4 separate regions of the Homo sapiens genome follow, and regions 1, 3 and 4 are each linked to region 2. Evidence: chromatin contacts called from ENCODE Hi-C or POLR2A ChIA-PET data. All regions are on one chromosome and are shown on one strand. Each heading gives the region's core, a stretch centred on a gene start or an enhancer-like site at or near the end of the contact. The rest is flanking DNA. Distances are from core to core; before and after follow the strand shown. Region 1 holds the start of OSBPL6 (oxysterol binding protein like 6). Region 2 holds the start of CWC22 (CWC22 spliceosome associated protein). Region 3 holds the start of CHROMR (cholesterol induced regulator of metabolism RNA). Region 4 overlaps LINC01934 (long intergenic non-protein coding RNA 1934).

Evidence for each region. A loop is a pair of places that touch in the nucleus more often than their neighbours do. ChIA-PET counts read pairs that join two places held with the same protein, here RNA polymerase II (POLR2A). Pooled maps may share reads with other maps.
Region 1: a map of naive thymus-derived CD4-positive, alpha-beta T cell shows a loop between it and region 2 (12-fold over the local background). The contact joins the promoter of OSBPL6 here to the promoter of CWC22 in region 2. A Hi-C loop is called at or near these places in 1 of 168 maps with a recorded cell type or tissue (naive thymus-derived CD4-positive, alpha-beta T cell) and 9 of 50 pooled maps. POLR2A ChIA-PET finds 5 or more read pairs at or near these places in 1 of 52 experiments (activated T-cell).
Region 3: a loop to region 2 is called in a map of naive thymus-derived CD4-positive, alpha-beta T cell, with 7 times the contacts of the local background. The contact joins the promoter of CHROMR here to the promoter of CWC22 in region 2. A Hi-C loop is called at or near these places in 1 of 168 maps with a recorded cell type or tissue (naive thymus-derived CD4-positive, alpha-beta T cell), 1 of 37 single-sample maps with no recorded cell type and 9 of 50 pooled maps.
Region 4: a map of B cell shows a loop between it and region 2 (4-fold over the local background). The contact joins the enhancer-like site here to the promoter of CWC22 in region 2. A Hi-C loop is called at or near these places in 2 of 168 maps with a recorded cell type or tissue (B cell and naive thymus-derived CD4-positive, alpha-beta T cell), 2 of 37 single-sample maps with no recorded cell type and 9 of 50 pooled maps. POLR2A ChIA-PET finds 5 or more read pairs at or near these places in 1 of 52 experiments (OCI-LY7).

Annotation. Positions count from the first base shown.
Region 1 is chr2:178,193,133-178,197,047 of GRCh38, reverse strand. OSBPL6 (oxysterol binding protein like 6) reads right to left here and starts at 2,536. Exons shown (of 25, transcript NM_032523.4): 1 at 2,374-2,536. RefSeq lists silencers at 1,552-1,846, 2,293-2,982.
Region 2 is chr2:180,005,862-180,010,037 of GRCh38, reverse strand. CWC22 (CWC22 spliceosome associated protein) reads left to right here and starts at 2,741. Exons shown (of 20, transcript NM_020943.3): 1 at 2,741-3,171. RefSeq lists an enhancer at 3,061-3,593.
Region 3 is chr2:178,411,879-178,415,887 of GRCh38, reverse strand. It overlaps CHROMR (cholesterol induced regulator of metabolism RNA), which reads right to left and starts at 2,229. Exons shown (of 5, transcript NR_110204.1): 1 at 1,775-2,229. RefSeq lists enhancers at 738-1,312, 1,100-1,359, 1,861-2,060, 1,890-2,465.
Region 4 is chr2:181,310,251-181,314,033 of GRCh38, reverse strand. The region is part of intron 3 of LINC01934 (long intergenic non-protein coding RNA 1934); the gene reads right to left. Among named protein-coding and RNA genes, the nearest start is that of MIR4437, 6.5 kb to the right of the region's middle. RefSeq lists an enhancer at 1,117-1,166. Within about 2 kb of position 1,998, at least 7 of the 41 ENCODE cell types and tissues checked have a DNase peak (open chromatin) inside an H3K27ac peak, as active enhancers do; they include B cell and OCI-LY7, where a contact is called at or near this core.

The sequences.
Region 1 (3,915 bases), core at 1,287-3,786, 1.8 Mb after region 2:
TCAAAAAAAAAAAAAATGGTCAGAGAGGAGAAAAGAGAAACATACTGCGTTATAAGACACATAATGGAATATTTTACTGCAGTGAAAGTCAGTGAACTACAACTACATACAGTATGAATGAATCCAGAGATATAATATTGAGTGAGGAAAAAAAAGTTCCAGAAGTCAATGGATACTATGAGACCCTTTTTCCCCCAAGATTTAAAACCACTTTTTAAAAAGTATCATAATTATGACCTAACCTTTGCAGCAAAACAACAAAATCCTTCTTTTGAGAATGTATGCCTTACCTTTCAAAACTATATTATCTTCTCTCTAGTCCAACAGTTTCATGAGTAAAGTCATAAGAATTTTTATCTCCTTATGCAGTTTACCTAATCCGGTATCTGTGGTGGTACTAAGACCTCCAACCACAAAGATTTCATCTTGGAAGGACTTTATTTTTCTCCTTGAAATAAAGTTAACTTAAGGTTATAGCAATCTAGGGATAAGAAAACTTACATATGTGATCCTATAAAAGTCCAGCAGAACTACCTCATACTAAAGCCAAGAGTCACCTGACAAGTCATAGTAATCTGAAACTGAGGTACCGCCAAAGGTAATCCATCCACTGAATGTATAATGGCGTTATCAACATTGCATCCAAAAATATGAGCAAAACCAGAATTTTTAGGCTTTCTAAAAGCCTGAAATTTTAATTTCAAAATATTTCATTTTTACCTTAAGAAAAATTATTTTTTAGGGAAAAAATATATGAACTCCTACTGCAAAAGAATAATAATAATAAAATCCACCAATCAGGGCCTTTCCCAATGAGGGCTATGCATATTCTCTGTAGGTGATTATTGCTGAATTACACTGCAGCTTCCCTTCGACCTTGGGAACCCTGCTAACTCTCAGAGTTACTGCGAGGTCTTCTGTTTCATTTATTATTAGTCTTTGTCTCCGCAATGCTGTAGCATGTGATAGAAATATCAACGTTGTGAGCTTGCAGTACCCAAAACTGTAGAAATGTTTCCAAAAAATAAAGCGGGGGTTGGGGGCGGGGGGAAGGATGAAAGAAGGAAAAGAAACAAAAACAAAACAAGAGGAAAACAAAGTTAATGTATTAAGATGGGAAATTTCTTATTTTTACCTTGTGAAGACTACATTTCCTAATCAGCTTAGTGATATGTAACCATTAGTATGCAATTTTTAAATTTAAGAAAAGATGTCCAAGAAAATTATTTAGAAAAAAAAAATCACAACTGAATATAATAGACAATTGGCTAAACTTAGCCCAGCAATTTAAAAATGAAAGTTCCTATAGAAAAAACCTTACAGGATTTTGTGTCCAGAAGAGAGAAATAATCTGGCAACCCAGTGGGTTCACTTAGTTTCGTGTCATTTGCTTCATGTCCATTATGTAATGCTTCCCCTAGCTTTAGGTCTCTATGTTTAAGCAACCGTTCAGGTATATCATAGAATTGTCACAAAATCAGTATCTGGTTATAACTTTCAAAAACAGCTTAAAAGGTGCCTTGCAGATGTGTCTATACGCAGCAGAAGCTTTGGGGAGAAAATCCGCTTGTGTCATTACTTCTCCAGGCTTTCTCCTCAGGTCTCCCATTCCCTCCTCCCCCAGCATCCCCGGCGACACGATCTGCGGGCAGCTCCCGGCTTGATGCAGGGGAAGCACGTCTTGACTGCAATGCAAACGCTGTCCCGGTCTGAACCAGGGAAGGCAGACTTGGCCCTGGCCGGGGGAGTGGACGGAGGCTGCCGGGAGGGCTGCAGGGGCGCCAGCAGCGGGTGGGCAGGGGTGCCCCGCGAGGGCAGTCCGCAGTGCACGCGCACAATAAAACCCAATGCACAACTTCCCCAGCCGCTCCTCTCGGCTTCCCCGATTCCCTGAAAGGTGCGGCGTAGGCGTTAGCTCTCGCGGGCGCGGGCGCTCTCACCCGCGCCGGTTCGGTTTTCCGCTGACAATTACATCAGTCCTTCTCCCTGCCCCTGCTTCAATCCCCAGGCAGCCTGCGGGGAGCAGGGGCGCCGGCCCGCGCGAGGGAATGCGAGCGCTAGTGGCAGGCGGCCGGAATTCCCTGGCAACGAGGGGGAGGGAGGGCGGCAAACCGGGACCGCGATACAGACGCCCCCTCCCATCCCGGCCGCGAGAATGGGCTGACACCGCCGCCCCCACTTCCCTGTAGCCCGGGCTATCGGCCGGGGGCGCCTCCAGGGGGACGGCGATGTCCTGGGGACCCGAAGCTGCGGCTGCCCACCCACGCGTCCCTCGGGGTCCTCGGCCCGCCGGAGGCGCACAATGCCCCCGGGCCGCGATGCGGGCACCTTGGCGCCCGCCCCAAGCAATCCCTTTGCAGCTAGGACACCTACCTGGAGGGCGAGCGGTGGCGCCGCGGACTCTGCGGCGGCTGCGCGGCTGCGACGGGAGGCAGGAGGCGGAGAGCCGGCCCCGGCAGGCGGACTGGCGCGCGGGCTAGTGGAGGAGAGGAGGCATGGGCGCCGCCTGCACCGAGCCGCGATCTCCAGCACCGACAGCGGCGGCGGCGACCGTGCTGCGCCTCCAGTGGTCCGCTGCGCTGCAGCCCCTCCTCTCCCACGGGCGGGGCGCGCTGGCGGGGCGGCGCTCCGGGTTCCCCGCCCCCGGCTCCCGCCCGTCCGCCCGGCTGGAGTGGAGCGGCAAGCGGCTGGGGCTCATGCTGCGCACCCGCCCTACCGGGCGCCCCTCCCTGCGCCGCCAGATGGGCTAAGGACCCGGCGCCCTGCGCCCTGGTCACGCGGGGTCCCACAGCCAGGGCTCTCCCCTGGCCCGGCCTCCGTGGGAACCCGTGGTGTCCCGAGATCACCCGCAGTGGAAACCCCGAGTTGCCATCCGCGGGCCTGCGCGCAGTAGCGGAGCCCTCGCCCCGCGCAGTCCGGCGGAGGTGAGCCGGCCGCGCTCGGGAGGGTTGCCCAGAACGGCTCCAGCGCTCGGCCCAGGAGCGCCGCAGCCGGGAGCACTGCGGGAGACCGAATTCCGAAAGGAACGGCTGCCTGGCGGCCTCCGCTCGGGGCTGCCAAACCCATGTCCCTGGGCGCCCTTCTGAGGTCGTCATTTCATACACTTACGCGACTGTGCGTGCCTGCTCCCGTCCCTGACTCGCTCGGGAGCAAAAACTTCCCGGGCCCAGAGAAACACCTGGGTTCTGCGAAAGGAAGAGCCGGTTCCTTCAAGCCCCTGGCAAAGCCGATCAAAGTCAGTCAGTCCCGCCTCACTACAACCCTTCCACACCCTTAAACCCTTCCACACTCCAAGCCACTCCCGGCCTGCGTTCGGTGTGCAGATTAATCTAAAGGCAAATTTGCTGGGAGGGACGGGGTAATGTAAATATTTGTACAGACATTCTGTAAACGAGTGACTGCGGACATGTCAATATTTCAAGACATTTGTGTCATCATCATCTGGGGGTGGGAGGCGGAGGGGGAGTCCAGAGGACATCGACTGGACTTAATGGGAGCTATTACAGAACATGCTGGGGTGCCTTCAAAAATGGAAGATATTGCTTACTAATGAGGCAACTGTGATGGCATTTCATTGTGCCCTGTGCTGACAAAATGATTTGCTATGAAACATAGTCGACTTTATGCACTCCTTCCCACATGCAGTTTCTCTTGAATCTCCAATCTCACCTGTTGGATTAGCTTTTTCCATCTAGACTAGCAATGTTCTCATGTCCTCTGGTCACAAAATAATAGATGCGGGACCCTGCGACAATGGCAGTTTGTCCTTCATTCCTTTGCTGTGAAGACAGGCTCCTCAAGGGAGCAGCTGGGATGCTGACCTCTGCTTCATCACAGCCACCCTTTCTACTTACTCCTTCTGAGTTCCATTAACAGAAACTCTACTGAAATGGCTTTCTCCCTTAAAAGAAAAAA
Region 2 (4,176 bases), core at 1,492-3,991:
AACAGGAATGTAACCTAACTCACCATTTTTCCCAATGACCTGCGGTGGGACATAGTATTTCCCATTCCTGCAACTCTGAGCTCTGTGGAATTGGTGGTCCTAATCCCCAAAGGTGATATATTCTTGCTAGGGGACACAGTGTCCCACTGAACTAAGCTCAGCAGGTGCCTGGAAACACAGGACTTCTAGAGTTCAGGGGCTAGTAGGCAAGAAAGGAATCAATGCTTTGTCAGAGGTAGCTAAATCCAAACAGCAGGAGGAGATACGCTTGCTGTTACACAATGGGAGCAAGTAAGAATATATGTGGTACTTAGGCGATCCACTTTAGCATCTCTTGGTAATCCCTTACCTTATAGTGACCATCAATGAAAAAATGCAGCAGCACCTGCCTGAAAAGAAGATCACTACCAGGCGCTCAGACTTCCCAGGAATTAGGATTTTTACACCACCAGTTTACCATAGAGAGCAGTAGAGCAGTAGCTGACAGCAAGGGAAATTTAGAATGAATAGTGGAGAAGAGAGGCAATGGATTCAGTGTGGCCTCAGGACCCAAAGATGGGGAGTGTAGTTTGTCTCACTAACTTGCCACTTCTAAATTTTTTTTAGGAAGAAATGTGCACTAGAACCCTGGAAAAGTTGTTCCTGAAAGGTGTATGGAGACTGGGTGTATGGAGACTGTGACAGGCACAGAGAGATGCTGCTCAGATACCTCTTCAAGAAAGGACTTGCTTGTAGCCTAGCTGCAAGCAGTGTGGTTAGGTGACAGCCTTCAACTGTTGAATCTTCATGTCCACCTTGGGTTTTTAGTTGAGGCCACACTCTTCTTGGGGTGGCTCTAGCCAGTGACTGAGCAAAACTGGTACAAGGGCCTAGCCATTTCATCCCATTGTAGGCCTCTTCATCTTTATTCTGGAGCTACTATTTCCTCCATTTTCCTTTCACCTTTATTATTCATAACTCTTTCTCAGTGTCTGCTTCCTGAAGGACCCAACTGACAAATCCAATTCTTTTCCAGCTCCATCTAGTTCTCCTCTGCTCAACCCTAACTTTCCTATTTCTGTTGATAGTTGTAGAGGTAGTATATTCATCAGGGTTCCCTAGAGGGACAGAACTAATAGGATATAGATAGATAGATAGATAGATAGATAGATAGATAGATAGATACACACACACGCACACACACACGTATATATATCCTATTACATATATATCCTATTTTTTATATATATCCTTATATATATATCCTAATATATATATCTATATATAAGGATATATATATAAAAAGGGGAGTTTATTAAGTATTAACTTACACAATCACAAGGTCCCACAATAGGCTGTCTGCAAGCTTGAGGAGCAAGGAGAGCCAGTCTGAGTCTCACAACTGAAGAATTTGGAGTCCAATGTTTGAGGGCAGGAAGCATCCAGCATGGGAGAAAGATATAGGCTGGGAGGCTAGGCCAGTCTTGCCTTTTCATATTTTTCTGCCTGCTTTATATTCGATGGTAGCTGATTAGATTGTTCCCACCAGATTAAGGGTGAGTCTGTCTTCCCCAGTCCACTGACTCAACTGTTAATCTCCTTTGGCAACACCCTCACAGATACACCCAGGATCAATACTTTGCATCCTTCAATCCAATCAAGTTGACATTCAGAATTAACCATCACCGGTAGTATTGTGGGTTTTTAAATATATGAATACAAATGTTCATCTCCAGATCCATCTCCTGTGCCCTGTATTGGTGCACCAAAATGCACCATCAACAATGGCCAAATATCTTAAATATGAAATAAAATAGATAACACTATTGTATACTAGCAATTATCTTAAATGCATCTTGTGTATCAACTAATTCAATTCTTAAAACTACTGCCTGGATGGATACTATTGGTATTTCCATTTAACAGATCAGGAAACGGCCACAGAATGTGAAGTTACTTGCCCCAGTCATCCATAAATAATAAAAGGACTCAAGATTCAAAATAAGTAGTCCAACTGCAGTGTTTTTATTCTTAATCATCACACTCTGCCTCCAGAAAGGAGTGGAAGCACAGCACCCTAAAACTGTAATAGAGAAGTGTGTGGAGAAACCAGTCCTGGTTTATGAAAGATTTGATAACATAAAGATATTCTTGGTTTAGGAAGAGAGTTTCCAAAATAGCAAGTAGTTGAACTTTTAGGTTTTGTTACTAGTGAAAAGTGAAGTTTAAAGAAACTGTTTGATGCCCTAGTTCTGCACGCTGTACAAACTGCTACTTCCTACTCAGCCAGGCAATCTCTTTATTCTCAGGTCATACCAGTTGGTACCTTAACCTAAAAGAGAGGCAACACAGTCTCTATAGAATTAGTTTTTCCTCATTATTTCACTCTATTTATGATTTAATATTCTCCCATTCTTATGGCCTGGATATCTTGGAATTTATTAGGCACTTAACTGTTGGTCAAACTCTTATAAAGTCTCAGGAAAATCTCTCTCTTAAGATTTTTCAAGGAAAGTGACAACTGACTGCTTTTTTAAAAAAAATTTCCCCAAAATGCAGTGAAATAGTTTTAAAGTAAATTCGGCTAGACCCTGAACACTACTAGGCTGCCAGTGAGCAGCGTGGATGTTAACTCGCTGGCGCGCATCTGTATGAACTACAATTCCCATCGTACACCGCGCCATTTCACGCTAAACTACAATTATGCTTTCCTCATTTCCGTCAGCACAGGCGCTGGATTTCGGACTTTGTAGTTCATGCCAACTTCTCTTTTTTGTCGCCATTTTGGCAACAAGACAGTGTGCCTGGATCGACTACTTTGACTCTGGTATTATGATATGGTATTTGAAATAAATTAAAGGGATAACGTGTCAAGCCAATTGAGCGTCAAGTTTTTAAATATTTCACTATTCGCCTTCTTCCTACCGTCGGTGCTCGGGAAGAGGAAGTGACGTACGTCCGGTGTAATGGCGGCGCGGTGGAGCTCTAGGTAATTATCGAACTCCGTGGAGTCCCCGCAGGCAGAGACGCGGAGTGGGGGTGGCGGGTCGCCGGATCGGGTGGGAAGTAAAAGACCCCCAGGAGTGGGTGCGGGCTCACTGATACGGCTGTGAGCGGCATTGGAGTGTGCGTGGGTCTTCTCGCTACGCTCGGGCCCGCAAGAGGGGTGTGAGAGCGGCTAGGTCCAAGCAGGTGGGGAGGGAATGGGCTGCCATGAACTGACTGCCTGAGCGGACCGGCTGACCTTCCTTGTGAAGTTCCTGGAGCTGTCTGAAATCCTGCACCAACGCTGGTGCTGTGTTGTTTCTTGTGCACTGCGTTTTATACTTAGAGCCTCTGGAGTCCATTGGGGCTTGCCAAAGCCCCTTTCCTAGTGCCCGGGTCCCAGGGTCAGGGGAGTGGGATTAATGAGATCTAGTTGATTAAAAGTTAGTTGAATTACTTGCACTCTTATGCCTCTTGCCGGCATTATATCCCTTTGACTATTTGTTTTAAATTTCATTAGCGTCTTCTTTTTCATTTATTTGCCCTGTAAATACTGATAGTGTCTAGTGTTTAGTCTTGAAGACACTTCGCTTCTCATGTGCCCGCTTCATCTGTCATTCTTGATCCTTCCATAACTTGAACTATCTCCAGTGAGGTAATAACTGCCAAACTTGGGTCTCCAGGCTCCACCTCTCTAACGAGCTCTGGGTCCTACAACACAGCATTATATAACGGAAATATAATAGTTAATTTCACTGAGTTTAACTGCAAAAACCACGGTACCTATTTCCATTTAATCCTAACAATTCTTCTGAGGTAAGTGGAGAAGGCAGGATTTGGAGAAAGGCTATTCTAGATGCAAGAATTAGGTAAGAGTTTCCTTTGCATTTTTAGATGTGCAGAGACTCGAAATAGCAGATAAGCAAGCAAACTTGGTTCTCAGCAGATCAGTTAACCTACCTCTTATCTGTATTTAGACTTACCTTGTTTTAGGATTGCTTGTGAATTCAGGAGTTAACATAAATTATCATCCTACTATGGAAGGGCAGATTTAAAATTGACATTAAAAGTGTGGTTTTGACCAGGAGAGGAGAAGCATTGTTACAGGCGTTATCAGTAGGTGGAGGAAAGCCACTTGTGTTGGTCCTGGGTGATGGACTAGTAGACCAAAGATTTCTGTTTTATCCAGCTATTATTAGGTCTGTCACTTGG
Region 3 (4,009 bases), core at 980-3,479, 1.6 Mb after region 2:
GCATTGTCTGATGATGGCCTTTTATCTTAAATGAGGCTGAGACTTTTTGTTACTATTACATCGGCACTGTCTGAAAAAATATAATGCAAACCATATACATAATTTAAACATTTCTAGTAGCCACACTCTTTGAGAAAAGAAACTGATTGAATTATATTCTATTTAACCTAATATGTCAAAAACATTATCATTTTAACATGTAATAAATATAAAAATTATTAAGATATTTTACATTCTTTTTTACATACTATGTCTCTGAAATCCAGCCTATATTTTATATTTTACATTTACAGTACATGTCTTTTTTTCCTTTTTTTCTTGGAGACAGAGTCTTGCACTGTTGCCTAGACTGGAGTGCAGTGGTGCGATCTCAGCTCACTGCAACCTCTGCCTCCTGGGTTCAAGCAATTCTCCCATCTCAGCCACCCACGCTCAGCTAATTTTTGTATTTTTAGTAGAGACAGGGTTTTGCCATGTTGGCCAGGCTGGTCTCAAACTCCTGGCCTTAAGTGATCCGCCCACCTTGGCCTGGCCTAGCTGTCACTGACTTTGTAAGGAGTTTCTGCAAATGCTTCTTCAGACTTTTCCCACGTTTTTTAAAACCCCTATTTATATTACTACTTAATGGCAATTTCTTCCACGGTCACAGAGAACACAAAGACCTTTGATTTGCTCTTTCCACCACAGAATATCACTCTAGGAAAGCATTCCATCATAATGTATATAAGGTGCCTAAACTGTGCTATAATCTTAAGCATTACAGGGACTCAGAATGAGGTCGTTAAAGCAGTGTTTTCCAAAGCGTGTTCCGCTGACCTAATCCCATACTCAGCGTATGCAACTTGATATTTTAATTTGTACCCTAGTGATCTAGTCTTATGCCTTCTGGGTACATATTGCATCATATCTTTAAACACATCCAGCTTCTAGAATGGTGCTGTACACGCAGGAGGTCGTTGAGCTTCACCTTCCTGCTAATGACAAAATCAGCAATTGCCTTTAACCACAGGAACTTCAGCCCGTTGGTCACTAGGGGGAGACACACACGTGGTGGGCCTCTCCAGGCTCCTCAAATCCCGCCAGAGTCGCCACTGTGTAGTCTGCCCAGAGAAACCACACCCAGTCTTAGGAAGAGGAAACTGACTGCCATCCATTTCACGCTACTGTGGCCGGCGAGCTCAGAGTGGAATCATTTGCAAGGCAGCTCCTCCAAGAATAACCAAGCCGAGATCTAGCTGATCAACGATTGAATTTAGAGTAAAACTTGACAGAATAAAACTCCCTTCGGTTTGTCCGTACTACCTGGGTTTGCAGAAATGCTTTTCCTTAGCATTTAATTTTGGGACCTGTAAATATAACTGCTTTTTAGATGCATTCCATAATCCTCAATTAACTTACTGCAGTAAAAAGATAATTAGGTTAATATAAACTGCTCCAAGGGGTTTCTGATCAGACTGAATTTTATTTCATTTGAAATAAGGTCGTTGTTTAATCTTGCAAGTTAAATAATCTTGATTTTACGCTGAATAGGGGCCTGAGATAGATGAAAGAAAATTTCCTTTTCATACATGTGAGAAATAAACTGTTTCTTACACTCATATTCACAAGTGTGACCGTTAGTCCAAGTTGAGGCAATTAACATATTTAGGAAGAAAAAAACTTCCTCACAGAAGGATTGGCATTGGCCCTTCTGAACAGTATTGCAAAGTCTGAAGGAAAAACCCTATTGACACCACTTTCTAGCCAAATGCTATAGGACGATATCAATACTTACTGTACTGAGTGGGCATTTATTTAGTTATTTCACAGTGAAGATATCTTTTCTGGAAAATTCCTCATAAGAAAACTGAAATTCAAGCTCCTGCTCGTTCTTCAGCCACCGCTACTCGTTCCTGCTTTTTGTGCCCATAGGTTCTTCTGCCCAAAACAAAAGCTGTTAAATCACCGCGGCGGCGCTGACGTCAGGGAGCAGGGCCGCGAGGCCCCACCAGGTCGCCAATGAAGCCTCCCCTCGGCTCTGCCGGGGGCTTTGCGGGGCGCATAGAGGCTCCCAGGCGGATAGAGGCTCCCAGGCGGAGGAGTCCGGGAACCCCTAAAGACCCTTTAGGAAGCAAGGTCCGGAAAACCAAGCACGAGCAAGAGGCCCCGGGCGGCTGTATCCCTGCCCGGCGAATTCAGAGGGAGCGGGCGCCGCGGCCACCCAAGAGCAACGAAGACGGCGGCGCGGAGGAGAGGATGGGGAGGGGTGTGGGCCGCCCAGAGGCGCGGAAGCTGGGAGCACCGCGCGGCTTAGGAACTAAAATAAATGCTTGTCTGAATCTGCCCCGGGTGGGGGATGAAGGAACAAGGGCTTGGGAGGAGACCGATACATTTTAGAAATTGCCGGTGGGGGAGCCAGGGGCGGTGGCTCACGCCTGTAATCCCAGCACTTTGGGAGGCGTAAGGCGGGCTGATCACCTGAGGTCGGTAGTTCGAGAGAGACCATCCTGACCAATATGGAGAAAGAAACCCCATCTCCACTAAAAATACAAAATTAGCCGGGTGTGGTGGTGCATGCCTGTAATCCCAGCTACTAGGGAGGCTGAGACAGGAGAATCGCTTGAACCCGGGAGGCGGAGGTTGTAGTGAGCCAAGATCATGTCACTGGATGTTATTTGTTAATTTTTTGATGTACACTGCAAGATCACACAAGAAATGAAGCTATTAAGCCCAGGTATTGGGCCTTTTATAGGGGTGTTTTTTCATGGTGAATGGGTAAATATGTCTCTACTTTGTGTGCTTATTAAACAACCCTGACTATGTGGTCTTGAAAGGAGAGATCCTGCCTTAGTTTCGCCTCTCATTAGCCTTATGTGAGAGCTTTTTTTCAGAGACAGGCAACCAGGAATATTTATTCCAGAAGCAGTCATTGCAGTGGAGAATTTGGGGTTTGAATCATAGAAGACAGAACTAGATAAAATCCTAGATGTTACCTCCAATCCCTTCATTTAAAAATTTGAGGTCACCCAGGCCAGGTGCAGTGTCTCACGCCTGTAATCTCAGCACTTTGGGAAGCAGAGGCAGGTGGATCACCTGAGGTTAGGAGTTCGAGACCAGCCTGGCCAACATGATGAAACCCCGTCTCTAATAAAAATACAAAAACTAGCTGGGTGTGATGGTGCACACATGTAATCCCAGCTACTAGGGAGGCTGAGGCAGGAGAATTGCTTGAACCCGGGAGGCGGGGATTGCAGTGAGCCCAGATGGCGCCACTGCACTCCAGCCTGGGCGACAGCGCGAGACTCTGTCTCAAAAAAAAAAAAACAACAACAAAATTGAGGTTACCCAAATTAAGAGAATTGGTAGTTAAGACAGACCAAGATTAATAACTTTTAGACATTTGTAGACCCTAGTTATTGGGGGTGCTAGACTCTTAACACTTTTCCAAGAAAAGGGGTAAATCTTGTGTTTCTTAATTCGGAAGGAAAAAAAAAATCTACCACTTGCAATTTGGCATGGGCCAGAGGCAATATTATCAGTTATATGCCTCTACGGTGTGATATTGAGTGATATACATGGAGAGAATATGGGCTACATTTTATGGTTTACTGTTTTGGGGAAATGAGGCCTTTGACATGCAGGGTAATTATTGCTGGGGACTCTGCTCAATAGGAGGCCATCACCTGGGCCCCATGCCAAAGGGAAAGCTTGTAAATTCCACTTCCCTGGAAGGCTGATAACGTGTAATAATCATGACATGGATTACTTGGTCCTGTTGGGTCCCAGCTTGTGAGATTCTTTCTGATCAAAGTTACCATCATGGGCAAACTGTGGTTAAATAGGCTTTAATCTCTGTGTTCATAAAGTTCTATTATCCTGGTCCAAGAGATTGGCAGTCTATAACTTCCTTTTTTTTTTTTTTAACACAAACATGAAATTAACACTTTTTGCTCTAAACTAATTAAAGATTCACGGGAAGTTGCAAAGGTAGTATGGAGATGTCCCTGTACCTTTCACCAAGTCCTTCAGT
Region 4 (3,783 bases), core at 749-3,248, 1.3 Mb before region 2:
TAATATTTATAGGTCTACAGTCTCTAATAATGGATAATGATAAAACTACCCAGGTCATATGCCTTCTAGGAGTGTTCTGTGTGTTCGTCTCCAGAGTGACACAATGGGGTAATATCCCAAAATTTGGTAAAGTATCAGTTGTATATTATTTTCTTTGTCATGTCACACACATAATATTTAGGTTATATTACCTCATTTCAAAAATTATGGTTCTTTGTCTTTCTCTTATGTTCTATTATATCTGAATACCAGACCTAAAATGATTTCTCATTAGATAAAGTTGTAGCTGTGCTAAAAAGAAATTCTATATGAGAAAATTAACTTGACACGAGGAAAGGTTTGTAGATGTTTACCTATGTAAAATTAAGTACCCAAATCAGGAAACAGGAGAGAAAATAAAATGGATTTTATACTTGCTGTAAAGTAAATCAAAAGCATACTCAAATCTGAACGAATTTCCAAATTGTATGACTTTAGGGAATTTTCTTTTAAGCAAATATTTGATCTACACATTGATATTGCACTTCTGCACTGTACTATAAAATACAAAATTTCATAACTGACATAACTATTCTTTGTCTGTAATGTGTAATTTCACAAGTCCTTTGTCACAATCAGACATCTGTATGCTGTGTCTTATGATCAGGAAGAGAAAAGACAATGAAGCTAAAGAGGCCACCCAGAGTAAAAGAACGAAAGAGAGAGAGAGAAAGAGAAAGAAAGAAAGAAAGAAAGAAAGAAAGAAAGAAAGAAAGAAAGAAAGAAAGAGAGAGAGAGAGAGAGAGAGAGAGAAAGAAAGAAAGAAAGAAAGAAAGAAAGAAAGAAAGAAAGAAAGAAAGAAAGAAAGAAAGAAAACCCTGAAAGTTGTTTGTGTTCATTGAAATTTAAGATACGCCAAAGTGCCTCATTGAAAGAGAGAAAACTGTAGAAGACTGAGCAAAAAGCTGGTCTTCCTACTATATAATGTTGAGACTTTTTTTTTTTTTAATGTAAAGTGATTGTAATCACTTGCTCGAATAAAGAAATCTCATCACTCTGGCAACACACTTAACAAACTAAAGAAAAACAAATAATGGAAATCACAGCGTGAGAAAGCTGTACTTGAAATATGCACTTGAGTGTTAGCATCTCTGAACTTTCAGCAGAGTCCTGATTTCGAAGATGGTGACCCAGAGCATGGAGCAGGTGTGAGCCTGGTGACTTTTGCCATGTTCTTTTTTTAGAGTCTGCTGCTGGTATCACTTTTGTCTTTGCCTCTTTAGTCGATTTCCTCATTTGATTGGGTGATTTCTAGAACCTTCTCCAGCTCTCACATTGTTTAACCCTGTACGACAACCTCTTTGGGGTAGCTATAGTGTGACAGGAAACACTAGTAGAGGGGAATTCACCTCTGCTGACCATTGACCCACATTTCCATCCCCGCAAACCACACTTACCCAATACAATTCTCTTTTGCGGATAAACGAGCTAATGATCAGAGAAGTTGAGTAGCTTTCCTTACTCGGCTGAGGGACTGGGAAAGCTGAAAGTCCAGTCAGTCATTTATGGCCCCATAGAACATTTGCTCTCTCTATACCAGCATTAACATTTTATTTGACTTTGCCCAAAATTGTCTATGAAGATCTGATTTAAACAATCTTTAGATTACCAGAAATTCTTATAAAATTCTGATTTCCTCCTTTTGTTGCTGTTGAGCCCTCCATCTGATGTTCTGCTTTCCTGAGACGTGTTTACTTAAACCATTGAGAGTGTATGTTTCCTCAAAGACATATTTCTCCAGAGAAAGGCTGAAAATACTATTTTAAGAAAGCTATCATTTTCTTGAGGCAGGTGGATAAATATATTTATGTCTGCTTTTGTTTTTTACTCCCTATTATCTAAAAACAATACTCCGAGGTTTATGTAAATTAGAGTGAACTTTTGCAGAGGGAAAAGCCTTTGCAAGAAATACCGATTACAAGCTGCAGTTCTCCTCCCTGATCACGCCCCACCCTTAGCAGCTGCTTCTGCTTCTTCTAAGCATCTACATCCAGCACTGGGGCATTTAATCTTCTGGTTTGGAGCTGAACATCAGGGTGCAACCAGCCCTCCTACTATACATATGTAATAGAATTAATACGGATTGGAAATAAAAAGACTAGTCATCCCTCAGGCACTGTACTAGACATTGATGTGAACTAAACAGACTTGGACCTCTCCTGGAGGAGCTTAGAGTATAGGGCAGGATCATCCAGTAGCGTCCCCACACACCTTGTATGACTATTTAAACATAAATTAATTCAAATTAAATAGAATTTAAAACTAAGTTTCTCAGTCACACATTGGCCTAATTCAAAGGCTCAATAGTCACATATGGACAGTGGCTTCCCTAATGGACAGCCCGGATTTTAGAACATTTCCATCAATACAGAAAGTTGTAATGAACAATGCTGGTAAAATCTATCACTAGAAGCATGGAATAAAATCAAGGTTCACCTGCCAGGACAGTAACACCAAGTCAGTGCAGGAGAGAAATCCCCAAAAATGGGTTTTCAGGTTTGGCAGAGAACTTGGAAATAGATGTAAATGTACAGATATGCACATACATACCCAAGTTCAATATGTACCTGGATCTATTTCTAGAATTTCCATTCAGTTCCACTCATCAGTCTTTTTATCATGAGCTGGTGACACACTGTTTAAAAGATTTATAGTATAAAAAGATTTAAGTATAAAAGATTTATACTAGGTTTTAACATTTGTTATAACTAGTTCCCACTTACAGCTTTTCTTTTTAGTGTTTTTTTTTTTTTTTTTTTTTTTTTGAAACAGGGCCTCACTCTGTCACCCAGCCTGCTGGAGTGCTCACTGCCTGGCTCACTGCAACCTTGACCTCCCAGGCTCAAGTGATTCTCCTGCCTCAGCCTCCTGAGTAACTGGGACCACACTTGGTTATTATTATTTTTTTTAATGTTTTGTAGAGACAGGGCCTCACTAATGTTGCCTAGGCTGGTCATAAACTCCTGGGCTCAAGCAGTCCTCTCACCAAGGCCTCGCAAAGTGCTGGGATTATAGGCATAAGCCACCATGCCAGGCCCTATTCTTGTGTATGTATTTTTCTGCATAAACTTTAAAATAAACTTGTCTAGCTTCATAAAAACGCATGTTGATATTTTTATTGTACTTTTCATTTTTTCACATATTTTTGTTTGAAATATTTTTCCATATTTTAACCTGATTTTTTTTTCAGAGTATCTTTGGTTATAACATAGATTGCTATTTTTCTTTATAAAATGCAATTTTGGTAATAAATAATAAATTAATACATCCATGTTATGAATTAGTTTTCTTTTTTCATTTTATAAAATTTTAATTGAACTAAAACAAATATAACATTTTATACCTTTTTAAGTGTACAGTTTAGTAGTACACTATACTAAATCTATAGCAGAATTATGAGAGTTTTATATACCATCATTATGATAACAGTCTTATACTTGTATATATATTTACCTTTTATAGAGAGCTTTATATTTTCCTATGGTTTCATATGAAATCATATTATTTCATTGTTTCATTTTTCAATGTGAAGAATTCACTTTAGCATTTTTTTCTTTTATCATTACTTATTTATCTATTTTTAGTTCTGGGATATATGTGCAGGAGTGCAGGTTTGTTACATAGGTAAATGTGTGCCATAGGAAATAGTTATTTTCAACATCAAAATTATGTAAATAATATTTATTGAGCCTATTTTATATTAAGAACATTATATGTATTCTTAAATCCTCACAAATATAAAAT